2 separate regions of the Homo sapiens genome follow, and region 1 is linked to region 2. Evidence: chromatin loops called from intact Hi-C (ENCODE). Cell type or tissue: PC-9. All regions are shown on one strand.

Region 1 (8,000 bases), 64 kb before region 2:
GGTTGAAATAGAAAACCAGGTAGTCAGTGCCACCCTCCTCTGAAAGCCAAACTAGGCTCTGAAGGTGGGCGTTGCTGGGACATGTGTGGCCCCCAACTCCTGATGTCCCAGATCACAAAGGTTTCATTGCTGGTTCTGGTCACTGACAGGAGCCTGGTCACCACTCATGTGAGTGTCTCAGGCTTTGTGGCAGCAGCTGGAAAGTGGCCCAGCAGAGACCCTCCCATGATGCCCCCTGCACTAGGCCTTGCAAGTTTGTGATGCCCTCATCAGCCCCCAGATCTGTGCCCACGTCATCTCTCACACTCCTCCTTCTTACCCCCGCCTCCCTCTGTTCTCACACCCCAGCTCTCACTGCTCAGCAACTTTGGAAGCTTTCATGGAGTATCCTAGACAGGTCATTGACTTCACCCTCCAGCCTCTAAAAGGACAACATCTCTCTGGAGGAAGTAGAAAAGGGGCTCACTGGAGACAACATTCCCTGGCTTCATTGCCAGAGGGCTAACAGAGACCCCTCACACAGGGCATCTCACCCAGTGCTAGTGGGAACGGGTCTTATGGGTCCCAGCCTGTGCTCCAGGGCTGCACCCCGCAGGGTGGTATGTGGCAGGTCCAAGTTAATGAAGAACCAGCCTTGTATATGGCAACTACTCCACCTCTGGAACGTGTCCCTGACTTGGAAAGTGAACTCACAGGGCTGTGGTTGCCAATTTCATTTTCAAATTGCCCTTGATATCAGGACGCTGCCTTCCGCACAGCTGAGATCGTCCTCACAGCAGCTCAAGCCTCCTTCTTCTTCAGTCCTCAGAGTCCCAGGACTCCCACATCATGGGCCCACTGAATCCATGTGTAAATTTAATGTGTAGGCTGGGCACAGTGGCTCACGCCTGTAATTCCAGCACTTTGGGAGACCAAGGTGGGCGGATCACAAGGTCAGGAGTTCAAGACCAGCCTAGCCAATATGGTGAAACCCCGTCTCTACTAAAGATACAAAAATTAGCTGGGCATGGTGGTGCACACCTGTAATCCCAGCTACTTGGGAGGCTGAGGCAGGAGAGCTGCTTGAACCCAGGAGGCGGAGGTTGCAGTGAGCCGAGATCGCGCCATTGCACTCCAGCCTGGGCAACAGCAGAGCGAGACTCCATCTCAAAAACAAAAAACAAACAAACAAAAAAAACAGACAAAATTTAATGTGTAAATGTGTAAAATTTATAAGGACTGGGGTTGGGCATTAGTCAAGCCTGTTTTGATTGCCTTAAAATCACAAATATTTAGAATTCCCACCTGATATGGTTTGACTCTGTGTCCCCACCCAGATCTCATCATGAATTGTAAGCCCCACATGTCCGAGGAGGGACCTGGTGGGAGGTGATTGGATCATGGGGGCAGTTTCCCCCATGCTGTTTTTGTGATAGTGAGTGAGTTCTCAGGAGATCTGGTGCTTTTTTTTTTTTTTTTTTTTGGACAGAGTCTCACTCTGTCACCAGGCTGGAGTGCAGTGCTGTGATCTCAGCTCACTGCAACCTCTGCCTCCCAGGTTCAAGCGATTCTTCTGCCTCAGCCCCTTGAGTAGCTGGAATTACAGGTGCGTGCCACCATGCCCAGCTAATTTTTGCGTTTTTTTAGTAGAGACAGGGTTTAACCATGTTGGTCAGGCTGGTCTTGAAGTCCTGACCTTGTGATCCGCCCACCTTGGCCTCCCAAAGTGCTGGGATTACAGGCGTGAGCCACCGCGCCCGGCCGAGATCTGATGCTTTTGAGGTGTTTGGCAGTTTCCCCTTTGCACTCTCACTCTTGCTCTCTCTCCCTCTCTCTCTCTCCTGCTGCCTTATGAAGATATGCCTTGCCTCCCCTTCACCATCCGCCATGATTGTAAGTTTCCTGAGGCCTCCCCAGTCATGTGGAACTTTGAGTCAATTAAACCCCTTTTGTTTATAAATTACCAAGCCTCAGGTAGTATCTTTATAGCAGTGTGAAATGGACTAATACACCACCCTTAGCACCAACACATTTTTAGCAGCAATTATAATTTTCTGAGCTACTATCACAAATATGGGCACATTTCATTAGGACACACATGTGGTAAAACATAGGGTGGTGTATGGATATTTAGTTGTGAATGCAAATACACTTGAGGCCTCTTCCTGGGAGCACCCATTATGTACCAAATTTACTGAGATAATATGGACAAGGGTAGGTCCTTTCAGAAACACTGACCAAACCCTCCCTGCCATACTGTGAGGTATGCATTGCCCACATTTTATAGTGGAGGACATTGGGAGGCAGCCCATGGGAATTGCCACATTCCACAGTGACAGATCTGGAATTGGGGCTCTCTGGGAGTCCCCGTCTTAAGATTTTTTCTCTATGTACTTCACCACAAACCACAGACTGTTGAGCCAGACTTTGCTATTTGATTGCTTTATAACAATGGACACACCAGAACTGCCTATTTATATCTGTTGTTGTATTTTCCCAAGCCAAATTCATCAGTGGTGGTCCTGAAGGTCTTCATTCCTCAGTTTCCTCTTTCTTTGCGCATTCCCTAACCCATGGTTGTAAGCCTAGACGCACACTCCAGCTGTATGGCACATGAGCATTTACGCCCTTCATGGGCGTGGGGCAGTCAAGTGGCTTAAACTCTTGATTTCTAAGTGAAAGAATAAATGGAAACCCAGTCAGCTGCATAATGCTTTATCATATGACTCACCTTCTCAGAAACTTACAGTGAGGAGGTGACTTGTATATCCAGCAATCAGAGAGTCAATAAATAAATCATGGGACATCCATCTATAAAATACATGCAAATCATTTTTTAAAAAGTCTTATGGAAAATAGTTGAAATTTGGGGGAAGAGTTCATTCTCTAATGTTAAGTAAAGAAGGCAGGATGGATAAGCACATGTAGAGATGATCCAAATTTGTCAAAATCACAGTATACAGAGAAGGAAGACTTGAAGGGCACGTACCTATACTGTGTGTGAAACCTATAAATGGTTTTGTTTTTTGTCTTTGTGAATTTCAGTGTTTTCCATTTTCTACAGTAAACATGTCCTGTATTTATGCTTAGAAAAATCTATCCATTAAAAAGCCCTACAGTCTGTGGTCATGCCCCAGCTTCCTTTGGCAGGCATACCAAGACATCTCATTGTGGTATGTAAAATGTGATGTACGATGGAAGTGGCTCTTCTCCGATTACCTGAGGGTGGACCAAGGATGCAGCTGGGATTGCAGCCAAGAGGATGGGGTTGTCTAGAAGGACTGACCCCTGCAGTGCCATCACTGTTCCCACTGCATTTTTCCATCTGTTGTCACAGTTGAGTCATGGCTTTCCAGAAATTGAGGCAAAGTCAGATAACAATACTTGAAGTCTTAAAGGGAGGCAAGAATGTGGAGCCTTTTCCTTTCTGGGAAGATCAAGAAGTGATTCTGTCCAGGAATCTGCTCTCTCTGCTCTTCTGGTGCCCACTCCCAGGGGCTGGCTCAGAGTGTAGGAATTCAGCCCTAAGGTTTGGCCAAACATCCTGGAGAAGCAAATGTATCTGATTGGCTCCTTGCCATGTAGGAAGAGTAGGCCTGAGGGTGAGGTGGTGAGGACAGAAGCCAGGATGGGATCTGCTAGGTGCTAACTAGGGGTCTGTTCCTGAGCCTGGGGTTTTCTGCCTGGGAGGATGTAGAGAACATTCTTGGGTGGGTTTTCACCCAGTTGTTGGTGAGAGTTTATTGACCATCCACTGTTTGAAAGGTAAAACTCTACTAGTGTAAACAGCAGGGGTTTCTGAATTTTGAGGCCAAGACTGGTGTTGGGATGGATGCTGGAGACCCATTTATTCATTCATTTATTCTTATTGACCTCCTGTCATCAACCACTGGAGATCCGATAATGAATAAAACAGAGTGGACTATGCCCATATGAGTGAGATAGACAGTGGACAGAGCACAAATAAATACAAAGTCACAAAGCATATCATATGATAGCAAAAAGGATTTGGTTTTGTGAGAGAGAATGGGGTAGAGACATTACTGGATTATATTTAATGCATCTGGGGTCATGGACTGAATTTTAACAAGTCACCTTCACGGTTCTCATACAGAACCTCCGTATGGGGAGCACGACTGTGAATCAGACAAGGTCCCTATCTTCCTTCTAAAGGCTGTGGTTAGGTGGGGTAAGATGAACCATAAGCAGCTATTGTGAATTATGGTTTCCATCAACATGACAGGTTCACATGGAATCCCTCCTACTACAAACACCACATAAAATAGAACAGCACCAGAGATTTAAATACATGGCAGAACTTGCAAGAAAGAAAGTGAAATCTTTAGGTGAAAGAAATGAAGAATGAATTGAACACAGGAACAATGAGGACATCAGTTGACCCTGCACAAGGAATAAGGAGGAAATATGTGTGGTGTGATTAGACCAGTAAAGAGATGCTAAAGGAACTCCTAATGGATGCTGGAATTTAGTACTCACACAGGTACTCAAAGATGATAGGGGAGTTGAAACTGAGACCCATTCATAAAGCTAGGTGCCTTGGTGAAAAGGGAACTAATAAAACCCTGCCCACTACTCCAGGGTCAGCAGGGGTTTGTCTCTAACAAGATCTCTGGGTAAAAAAATTTCTCTGAGAAACTAAAACCCCAAGGCTATATCACATAGAATCAGAAACAGAATTTATGCCATCCATATGGTATAGTGATGCTTACTTTATGCCCTATATAGAAATTAACTTCAAATGAATAAAAGATCTAAATGTAAGACCTAAAACTATAAAACTCTTAGAGGAAAACACAGGGAAAGCTTTATACCATTGGATTTGGCAAGGATTTCTTGGATATGATACTGAAAGTACAGGCAACAAAAGTTAAAATAGATAAATTGTATTACATCAAAATTTAAAACTTCTGTGCATCAAGTGACACAATCAAGAGAATGAGAAGGCAATCTACAGAATGGGAGAAAATGTCTGCAAATCATATATCTGATGAAAGATGAATATCCAGAATATATAAAGAGTTCTTAGAACTCAACAACAACAAACCGAATTTAAAAATTGGCAAAGGACTTGAATAGACATTTCTCTAAAAATGATACACAAGTGGCCAAAAGGCACATGAAAAGATGCTCAACATTGCAAATCATTAGAGAAATACAAATCAAAACCACAATGTGACATCACACCCATTAGGATGGCTACTATAAAAAAACAAAACAACAGAATATAACAAGTGTTTTTGAGGATGGAGAGAAATTGGAACCCTTGTGCACTATTGGTGGGAATGTAAAATGATGCAGCTGCTATGGAAAACAGTATGGCAGTTCCTGAACAAATTAAAAGTAGAGTCATAATATGATCTAGCAGTTTTGCTTCTGGGTATATATCCAAAAACATTGAAAGCAGGGTCTCAAAGAGATATTTGTGCAGTTATGTTTCTAGCAGCACCATTCACGATAGCCAAAACGTGGAAATAACCCAGATGTCCATCAATAGATAAATGGATAAACAAAATGTGTATATACATACAATAGAATATTATTCAGCCTTAAAAAGAAAGGAAATTCTGACACATGCTACAATACAGATGAAACTTGATGACATTACTCTAAATGAAATAAGCCAGTCACAGAACGACAAAATACTGTATGATTCCATTTACATGAGATACCTAGAATAGTAAAATTCATAGAGACAGAAAACAGAATGGTGGTTGCTAGGAGCTAGGGGTAAGGGGAAATGGGGAGTTATTGTTCAAGGGGTATAGAGTCTCAGTTTTGCAAGACGAAAAGAGTTCTAGAGATGGATGACGGTGATGGTCGCGCAACACGTGAATGTACTTAATGCCACTGAACTTGAGATAGGCTAGGCAGTGGTGGCTCATGCCTGTAATCCCAGCACTTTGGGAGGCTGAGGCAGGAAGATTGCTTAAGCCCAGAATTTTGAGACCAGCCTGGGCAACAAAGTGAGACCTCATCTCCACAAAAAATTTAAAAAAATAGAAATAAAAAAATTAGCCAGGCATGGTAGCATGTGCCAGCTGAGGTGGGAGGATTGCTTGAGCCTCGGAGGTCAAGGATGCTTTTAGCCATGATTGCACCACTGCACTCCAGCCCAGGCAAGACTCTGTCTCAAAAAATAGTATTAATAAAAAAGGGTAAGATGGCAAGTTTTATGTTACACACATTTTATCACAATTTTTAAAATATGTGGGTAATCATTAAGACAAAAGACATTGAATATACCTTCTAAGACAAAAGAGAGTAAAGAATAAAGAAACCTAATTAAATAATAAAAGCCTAGAAAAGGAAGGGGAAATGGTTAAAAATAAAATAAAATAAAACAGCCAAAAATAAACTTCATGGTAAATAGGAACACAATATAAATATAATCAGGTTGATACAAATCTAGATTTATCAAAAATTATAATACATGGGCCGGGCACGGTAGCTCACGCCTGTAATCCTAGCACTTTGGGAGGCCGAGGCCGGTGGATCACGTGGTCAGGAGATTGAGACCATCCTGGCTAACATGGTGAAACCCTGTCTCTACTAAAAATACAAAAAATTAGCCGGGCGTGGTGGCAGGCGCCTGTAGTCCCAGCTACTCGGGAGGCTGAGACAGGAGAATGGCGTGAACCCGGGAAGCGGAGGTTGCAGTGAGCCGAGATTGCGCCACTGCACTCCAGCCTGGGCAGCAGAGCAAGACTCCGTCTAAAAAAAAAAAAAAAAAAATTATAACACATGAAAATGGACTACTCATTATTTCAAAGCTACAGCATCTCAGATTGGATAAAAAATAGAGATAAAATCTAGTTACATGCTCTTTAAAAGAGACATCTAAAACAATATGACACAGAAAGATTGAAAATCAAGAAACAGAAGAAGATGTAATAGAAGAATGCCAGCTAAAGAAAGATGATTTATCTACTTTAATAACAGATAAGAATGTTTAAAATAAGAGTGTTTAAAGCAAAAAGAATGCCAGAATGTGAGATGTTTGTAATGTCTAAAACTGACGAGGGACGAATATACAGAATGCACAAGGAATCTTGATAATCTACAAGAAACCTAATAGGAAATGTGTGAAGGATTTGGACAGGTGGACTGGCATGCCAGCTGGGCTCGCCCTACCCTCTATACTTTTCTCTGAATGTCATGGTCATTGTTTTCCACTGTAAACCTCTGTCTTCTCCATGGCTGAGTCATGCTTGGCAACTAGAAAGTGCCTGTTTTCCTTCACTGGAAAGCCCCCAATTTGACAAATTTTCTGTTAGTCTCCTATTGCTGCTGTAACAAATTATCACCACGGAGTGGCTTAAAACAACACAAATTTATTGTCTAATGGTTCTGGAGTTTGGAAGTCCTTGATTTCTTAAGGTGTTGGTAGGGCTGTGTTCCTTCTGGAGGCTTTAGTGGAGGATCTCTGTTTCCTGGCCTTTTTCACTTTCTAGAGTCACCCACATTCCTTGGCTTGTGGCCCCTTCCTCCATCCTCAAAACTAGCATGTCACCATCTGAATCACTCTCCTTTTCACCTTTTTTTGTTTTGGACCCTTGCCTCCTTATTTTAAGAATCCTTGTGGCTGGGCGTGGTGGCTCACACCTGTAATCCCAACACTTTAGGAGGCTGAGGCGGGTGGTTCACCTGAGGTCAGGAGTTCAAGACCAGCCTGGCCAACATGGCGAAACCCTGTCTCTACTAAAAATACAAAATTAGCCAGGCATGGTGGGGCACGACTGTAGTCCCAGCTACTCAGGATGCTGAGGCAGGAGAATTGCCTGAACCTGCGAGGCGGAGGTTGCAGTGAGCTGAGATCATGCCATTGCACTCCAGCCTGGGCGACAAGAGCAAAACTCCGTCTAAAACAAAAACAAAACAAAAAAAACTCTTGTGATTAATTTAAGACCACCCAGCTAATCCAGGATAATTTCCCAATAAAATCCTTAATCACATATACAAAATCCCTTTTCTCATGTAAGGCATTTATTTACAGGTTCTGG
Region 2 (8,000 bases):
AGACCGGACATAGGCAGGGTCCGGAGGAGGACTGCCCAGGAGAAAGAATTTTAAGGACAGTTTTCCTGGTTGGCAATCTAGAAAGTTCTTGGCAGATTTCTGACTCCTGTCCTTCCAGTCAGGAGTGGGTGGAGGCTGGGGGCTGCCTTCCTCCCTGTAAAGGGGCTGGAAGTCTGACAGCTTCCCAAAGGCCCTGACATCATCAGGAACAACACAGGAAAGAGGGAAGGTTGAATTTGAGGTTAGACAAAATGCCTCCGGGATTTTCTCTTCTTCCCTAGGGACCTGAGTATATTTGCTTTGGTTAGACAATATATGGTCCAGAGATTCTCAACCCAGGCTGCACCAGAGGCTCCTCTGGAGAGCTTTACAAAACACAGATGCCCAGCCCTATCCCAGGTTAACGAAACCAGAATCTCTGGAGGTGGCACCCAGCAGTAGTATTTTTTCAACTGTGTTGAGAACTACAGATGTGGTCCCACCAAGTACCCTAGGAAATCACTGGGCCCAACCCAACCCACAGGTGAGTTTAACCATATGGAGTTGGCAAGGTGATCAGTGCATGAGATTGGAGGGTGACTCCCGTGCACCCCCTGGCTGGTCCTTGGCTGTGGCTTTACCCCTCTGGCCTTCCATCTCTGACTGGTACATAGGGGTCATCACTCTTGTGTTGCTAACCCCATGCGGTCCCATGCAAAGAGGCCCCAAGGAATGAAATGTGCTTAATAAATGCATATTCAACCCACATCTCTTAAGCTGCAAGAACCCCACTTCTGTATTTTTTGTGTAGGCAAGGCAATCCTGTCTCAAGATATTTCTCTAGATGTGCCTGGCAAGCAGTAAATGCTCAATTAATGTCAGCTACTTCGATTACAATTTAACATACCAAATGTTCCTTCCTGAAGCCATGCTTCCTTCTCAGTGATCCAGCTCAGTGTTTGTAGCCCACATGCAGTCCCAGGCCTGTGCACCTGGATCACCTCCTTCTTTCCACTTATAGGTGCTGTGAACCTCCCTGCTGCAGCCTTGGGGATGCTGTTTGGAGGAATCCTCATGAAGCGCTTTGTTTTCTCTCTACAAGCCATTCCCCGCATAGCTACCACCATCATCACCATCTCCATGATCCTTTGTGTTCCTTTGTTCTTCATGGGATGCTCCACCCCAACTGTGGCCGAAGTCTACCCCCCTAGGTAATGGGAATAAGGGGTAGAGAGATCCCCTTTAATAAGGCCAGGGCTTAGATCTGGCTGTTATACATCTTCCTTCCTGCTTCCTTAACTCTATTCTTTGCTGTACACTTTTTTTTTTTTTTGAGACAGAGTCTCGCTCCGTCACCCAGGCTGTAGTGCAGTGGCGTGATCTTGGCTCACTGCAAACTCCACCTCCCAGGTTCAAGTGATTCTCCCAGGTTCAAGCAATTCTCATGCCTCAGCCTCTCGAGTAGCTGGGATTACAGGTGTGTACCACCACACCCGGCTAATTTTTGTATTTTTAGTTGAGGCGGGGTTTCACCATTTTGGCCAGGCTGGTCATAAACTCCTGACCTCAAGTGATCTGCCTGCCACAGCCTCCCAAAATGCTGAAATTACAGGTGTGAGCCACCCCGCCCGGCCCACTTTTGATCTGATCTCTCACGTGGCAACTTAGAAAATCAGGTCTTGAATGGTCTGCTCCATTATAAGAAGAGATCAAAGGCTCTTACTGGGCCACCAGCAATCAGGGTTAGAGTTCTGTTTTCTTAAGAAGCACCAAAAACTAATTTGTTTGATTTCAGGATGAATTTGTAGGGCTGTGAGCCACAGGAACCAGGAAATAAGCTATGTTTAGCATCAGCTCTGTGCTGGCTAGAATTTCAGTTTCATTGAGCTGCTGAAGAGAGATGAAAGGAGACTTGAAAAGATCTGGAGAAGAATAATGAGAGTGATGGCAGACTTGAAAAATTAGGGCAGGTGAGGAGAAGGTCAGGTAAAGTCTGCCTGTTGGTTTGCAGACAGCAATATGGGTCACAGTGTTAACTTTGGCTTTATGTTCAGGAAGAGCTTCAGAGCCCTGTGAGGGGAAGGATGCCAACCAAGGGGCATTTTATTTTATTTTTCCTGGGTGCCACCTGTCAACAAGCTTTTTTTTAAGACTTTGCCTAATGAAGTTGCAACATTTGGAGATGCTGTACCTTTCAGCCCTGGTATTTTCTCTGTTTTTTTTTTTTTTTCTTTGAAATGACCTCCTCTGTCTTTGGTGGGTGAAGGAGAGAAGGGGTTTGGGGGAAGGGAGGGTTGCTCGGGGTAGGGAGCTCACCCCTAGTCTGTACGGCACTTCTGCAGGCTGACTGTGGATTGAGGAAAGCCGAGAAGCCTTTGGGCCTTTTGGCAGCGTCCACTGGGAGTTTAGCACATGGCTTTGTCCTCAGACAGGCCTGGACTGTATACCAGTGTTCCTTACTAGTTGGGGGAAGTTGCTTACCTTATCTAAGCTTTGGTTTTCTAATCCACAACAGGCAAATAATTCACTGTAGACTCGTTGTGATGATTGTGCATGTAAAGCCCCCGGGCACAGTGCCTGGCACGAGATGAACTCTCATTCGTATAATTATACTAGTGAAATATCTGGACAGTGGTTTGTCAGCCCCTTTCCCAACCCTCCCCGAAGAAGGTCATGAATATCAGATACCGGGGAACAGTGGGAACAGTGAGATCAACCAGTGAAATCCCTCTGGTTGAAGCTCAAGGGGATGGAGTAACTCTGGGCAAGGTCTACATTAAGCCAGGAGACAGACAGCAAACTAAATCCTGGATTGCCTCAGCGGTCCCAGCCACTGTTTTTCGGCTGAAGAAGAGGGAAGGCGAATATTGTCTGTGACCTGCCCATTGCAGCTGCCCTTTCTGGGTGGTTGGTTGTCTTGACGCCTACTGTGGCAAGGGATTCACCAGCCAGGCCTTCCCAGAGCATAATTAGTGGATTTGGGCTCCCAGTGGCAGAAGAAATGGAGAGATGCCGTGACCACTAAACAGTGGCAAATTCACTGTTGGCTCCACCAGGCATAATTCAGATCCCAGGGTGGCACTGGCCCAAAAGAAATAAAGATGCACAGACACACTCACCAGGCCAGGAACTCACACTGGGCTGGAGTGTAGGGTTTTTCTTTGGTCTTGCTTTGTTTGATTCCCCGTTTCCTCTTTTGCTGGCAGCACATCAAGTTCTATACATCCGCAGTCTCCTGCCTGCCGCAGGGACTGCTCGTGCCCAGATTCTATCTTCCACCCGGTCTGTGGAGACAATGGAATCGAGTACCTCTCCCCTTGCCATGCCGGCTGCAGCAACATCAACATGAGCTCTGCAACCTCCAAGCAACTGGTAAGGGCAGCCAGGGTCCAGAGGCAAGAGGAGCCCCACAGGATCTCGGAGCTCAGCGCATGCCCTCAAAGACTGTTTCTCGGCTCCAGGATAGGCAGGGCTCCACACACACACTCATTACCAGCATCCTGGCCTCCTCTGAGCCACATCCAACCTCTCTCTACCTCCCTACCCTGGGGTCATGACCAGATGCTGACAGCCCACAGTCAATTAAAGACTGGCCGATGTCCAACAAATTCACATTCTTGAGGCCTAACTGCTCAGAGCAGAAACCAGTCAAAGCACTCCTTCAGCTGAGGCCTTTGAGCCCCATCCTGAGAGATCCTCATGGGCATCTCTGGGTCCTGCAGGCTGGCCGTGGCCCAGATAAATCGAGGGCATTAGGCTTCTGTGACATGGACCTGGAAGGGTAGAGCCAGAAGCAGTAGCTGAGGGCACTTGGTTCAACCCCTCAGCTCCCAGGTGTGGCCACATGGCTGGCCTGAAATCATGCAGCTATTTCGGGCTGACCTGGCACTTGAACCCAGGGCTCTGCCTCAGTCTGGGGCACTTCTATTCAAAGCCATGTATCTTCTGGCCACCAGCTTTCCACTTGGGCAACCTCCATTCACTAGACTCACTTGGCAAAGTACAGTCCTTTTTTCTGTGGCTCCACACCTCCTAGGATCAGCCAGCAGCAAACTGACTTGAGTCATTTGTTTAGTTATTCAATAAACAGAACACTGGGCACAGCCGTGAGTGCTGAGGATGTGATGGTGAACCCATCAGACAAGGTCCCTGTTCTCATGGAGGGTGCATTCTATCAAATCAACACACAGGATAATTCTAGAAAGTAACCCATGCCATGGAAGGACTTAATAGGATGGAGAGTTCCCAGGGGCCTCCGGGAGAGGGTGACATTAGAAGTGAACAACCAGAAGAACAGAATTCTATGCACACCAGGAGCAATGCATTCCAGATAAAGGGAGCAGCAAGTACAAGTCCCAAGGGCATGAATGTACTGGGCATGCTGTAGGAAAGAAGAGAAAAGGCCGGGCTTGGTGCTGTAGGAGGAGTGTCACACCCAGCTGGCCAGGGAGCAGGCAGGAGCCAGAGCCAGGCAGGCCAGGCTTAGGAACTGCTGAGCAATGAGAAGACTGTGCAGTTAGTGTAAGCTAGGAACATGCCTTATTCCCTTAAGCCCATATGGAGGGGATGGGCAAGCCTAGTGCCTACTTACCAACCTCCTCTGAAAGGACAGGGCAAGGCTGCTGCCACTGCCACCTCTGCGGGCGAAGGAGCGTGGCTCCCAGGCAGAGGAAGGACAAGGAACTTGGACAAGATGCTCTTTAAGTTGCCTTCCAGTTGTGGTGGCTTCTGTGGTTTTCTTATCTTTGTTAACTTACCTCTGAGTCACCTACTTCCAGAAATAATCTTGGCAAGTTTCCCGTAACAGCATACATACCTCAAGACAAAAACCCATTAGCAAAATATCAAGAAAAAAAATCAGTAAATTATAAAGAAAAAAAATCTCTAAAAAATCCAGACTGAGGAAAGTAACAGCAATATTTTATATAACTAACTTTGGAGTTTCCTAGGGGCCAAGTGAAGAGGGTGCATAGTTACCACTGTCGGCAGAAGGAAACATACTAGTCCCTTAGTTCCAATATTAGTCTTGTAACTGCTTGGACACTGAAATTGTCACAGGCTGGGCCATCTGACAAGGGCAGCGAAGGAAGGTGAAGACCACCAGACAAGGGCAGTGGCCACCAAAGTGAGTTGGACAACAGTATTGAGCCATATGGACTTGCAGACTTGAGACAGGGGCCTCCTTCTCTGGAGTCCCTTCTAGGCAGGAGTTCCTTTCAGGCAGGGAACTCCAGCAAAGGCCTGACAGAATCAGAACCCAGGGAATTCCACTGTGTTCCCACTGCCCTCCTACTGTTTATGCCTCCCTCTGCAATAAACACACAAACAGCAAAAACAACAATCTGCAAAACCACCACTGCTGGGCACAAGCCCTCCTGGGCCCCTGGCTCCAAGCTGGGGGTTGGGGGCCTAACCTGGCAGTGTTCCTGGGCATCCAGAGGCAGATATGACTTCTGGAGGAGCCCAGCCCAGCCCAGAAGATGGTTTCTGTTGCCCAAACAGTGACAGAGGTGGGACCCCTGGGGCAGCTTGAAACCCTCACCTGGCCCCAGGCTCACCCAGCTTCCCTGGGAACCAGACCCAGAGGACACAAGGGTTGAAACCTCAGTCTCCAACAAGAGCTGGTGCAGACGTCTGAAGTGTGTGAAAGTGAAATAATAACAAATTTCCCCCTTTTTCCCTCCCCTTCCTCTTGAAGATCTATTTGAACTGCAGCTGTGTGACCGGGGGATCCGCTTCAGCAAAGACAGGATCGTGCCCTGTCCCCTGTGCCCACTTCCTGCTCCCGGCCATCTTCCTCATCTCCTTCGTGTCCCTGATAGCCTGCATCTCCCACAACCCCCTCTACATGATGGTTCTGCGGTGAGTGGCAAACCTCTGTGAGTCTGGGGCGTGGCTTCTCCTTCCCCACATCTCCCTTTGACTTTGCGCCTAGTTGCCTGTTTCTCATCTCTCCCCCCTTTTGTGGCCCTCAGAGTCCTTTAAATGACAATGTGCAAGGTTCTTTTGCTGAGGGGAAATAATACTAATGGCAACAGTGCTGGGAGCCCTGCCCAGGGAGGCTCTGTGCTGAGCTCCTCATTGCAGGGCCTCATTCAGTCCCACAGCGTCCATGTGACACAGGCCCTGTTGGCGCCTCCACTCTGCACATTGGAGGTTAAATCACAAGCCTAGGCTGGGCGCGGTGGCTCGTGCCTGTGACCCCAGCACTTTGGGAGGCCAAGGAGGGCAGATCACCTGAGGTCAGGAGTTCAAGACCAGCCTGGCCAACATGGCAAAACTCCGTCTCTTCTAAAAATACAAAAATTAGCTGGGCGTGGTGGCCAGTGCCTGTAATCCCAGCTTCTTGGGAGGCTGAGGCAGAAGAATCACTTGAACCCAGGAGGCGGAGGTTGCAGTGAGCCAAGATTGTGCCACTGCACTCCAGCCTGGGTGACAGAGTGAGACTCCGTCTCAAAAATAATAATAATTAAAAAAAAAATCACTAGCCTAGTATGGCAGAGCCAGTGAATGGCTGAGCCATGTGTTGAAGCCAGGCTGCCTGGCTCCACACCATGGAAATGCCTGTAGGTTTGCTTATTTTTAAATCCTAAAAGAAATGAGAAGAGCAAAGAGAATTTAGTTGGATGCATAAAACCAAGGCAGGAAAACGTGGAAAGTTTCAGAGTCAGAGTGAGGGCTATGGAAAAGGATGAAAATGAGAAAATCCTGGTATGATTGGCTCCAGGACCAAGTTCCCAGGTCAGGAAGGGAGCCGCTGGCCAGAGCTGGAGGGGAGGAGCGGGGTGTCCCGTTACAGCTGGCAGCTGGCAATGAATGCTTCTGAGGTTTTCACTGGGAATGACCCGCTCTTCACCTCACTGGCTGCAAGGAGAAAACAACATTTGTACCAAATTCACCTAACCCACCCCCACTGCCCTCCCTCCTGTCCTCACTCACCTCGCAAGCAGAGAGGGCAAAAACACAGGATTTGGACTCCCGGTGCCAGGATTAAAGTCCCTGCTCTGCCACATACTGGCTGTGTTAGGGTGTTGCCTAACCTCATTGAGCCTCAGTCTCCTTATTCATGAAATGATGATGATGATATCGAACTCAAAGGGTTGGTGTCAGGATTATATGGTAAATTGCTTTGTAAATATAAGGTGTTCTACATATTGGTTAATTATCACTATTAATCAAATAATAATAATAATAATTCACAGCTAGCTAGGTGTCTGTGACCTATTTTCCCCAGAAGGCTAGGAGAAAAGGAAGGAGCAGATGCAGCCACTTGTTGGGATCTGGGATTTTACCCTATTTATAAGTGAGCTATCAAGTTAGTGTGAAAGCTATCAAATCAAACTACTATTTCAAGGATGCTGGCAGAAGATGTGAGACTCCTGGGTCAAAGACAAAATACTTTATTACAGCACAGAAAGCAGCACAAAACTTAGGGTGTGTCAGTTATCCTTGACCCCCAAATCCTACAGGGGTGACACAGAGAGGCCCAGGTGTACACTTTGCAAGAACACTGAGCATAGAAGAGCCACCACTTCTATGGTGAGCAGTGAGCACCGCTGCTCCTGGTCTTGGAGGAAACGTTAACTCATGCCTCAGAGTTGCTCATTGCAACTACAACCCGGAGAAACGGCACAGGAAAACAGTAGTCAGGACCTTGCATTCTGAGCTTACTCAGCAAGAAGGTGCAGGGATGCTTGGAACCCACGGCGTGTTGCCTCCTTTGACACCACTGTCACCCCCTTCTCTACCGCTCCCCATCCTGCGCATTCAAAGCACTGACAGCTTCACCTGAGACTCTTCAGCGGGCTTCCCTTCTTGCACCTTGGGTCAGATGGACCACAGTGGACCCTCCAGCCCTGACATAAAACTACATGAGGCCATGATGAGGAGAGGGCACAGAGTAGGAAAATCTCCCTGGCAAGTCGCTATGCAGCAGGAAGAAGGGCAATCCCTGTCAAATCACCTCCCAGAGGACTCCTGTCAAACCCTAGGTACAAGGAGGTCGTGAAGAACAGAGCATC

Evidence for each region. Hi-C counts contacts between places; a loop is a spot of excess contacts. Peaks named below come from ENCODE experiments on the same cell type or tissue, not always from the same donor. Only the 100,000 strongest peaks of a DNase experiment are listed, where the experiment ranks them.
Region 1: it touches region 2 in a loop (7-fold over the local background); 8 of 110 quality-filtered maps call a loop at or near these places.

What each region holds. Positions count from the first base shown.
Region 1 is chr3:134,004,214-134,012,213 of GRCh38, reverse strand. The region is part of intron 1 of SLCO2A1 (solute carrier organic anion transporter family member 2A1); the gene reads left to right. Among named protein-coding and RNA genes, the nearest start is that of SLCO2A1, 22 kb to the left of the region's middle. In PC-9, no CTCF peak of the experiment used is centred here; a DNase peak (open chromatin) is centred at 3,343; H3K27ac peaks cover 453 bases.
Region 2 is chr3:133,940,446-133,948,445 of GRCh38, reverse strand. It overlaps SLCO2A1 (solute carrier organic anion transporter family member 2A1), which reads left to right. Exons shown (of 14, transcript NM_005630.3): 9 at 1,001-1,190; 10 at 3,186-3,351; 11 at 5,678-5,841. Among named protein-coding and RNA genes, the nearest start is that of C3orf36, 15 kb to the right of the region's middle. RefSeq lists a silencer at 3,067-3,361 and an enhancer at 5,281-5,869. In PC-9, no CTCF peak of the experiment used is centred here; DNase peaks (open chromatin) are centred at 3,575, 4,035 and 4,695; H3K27me3 peaks cover 4,379 bases.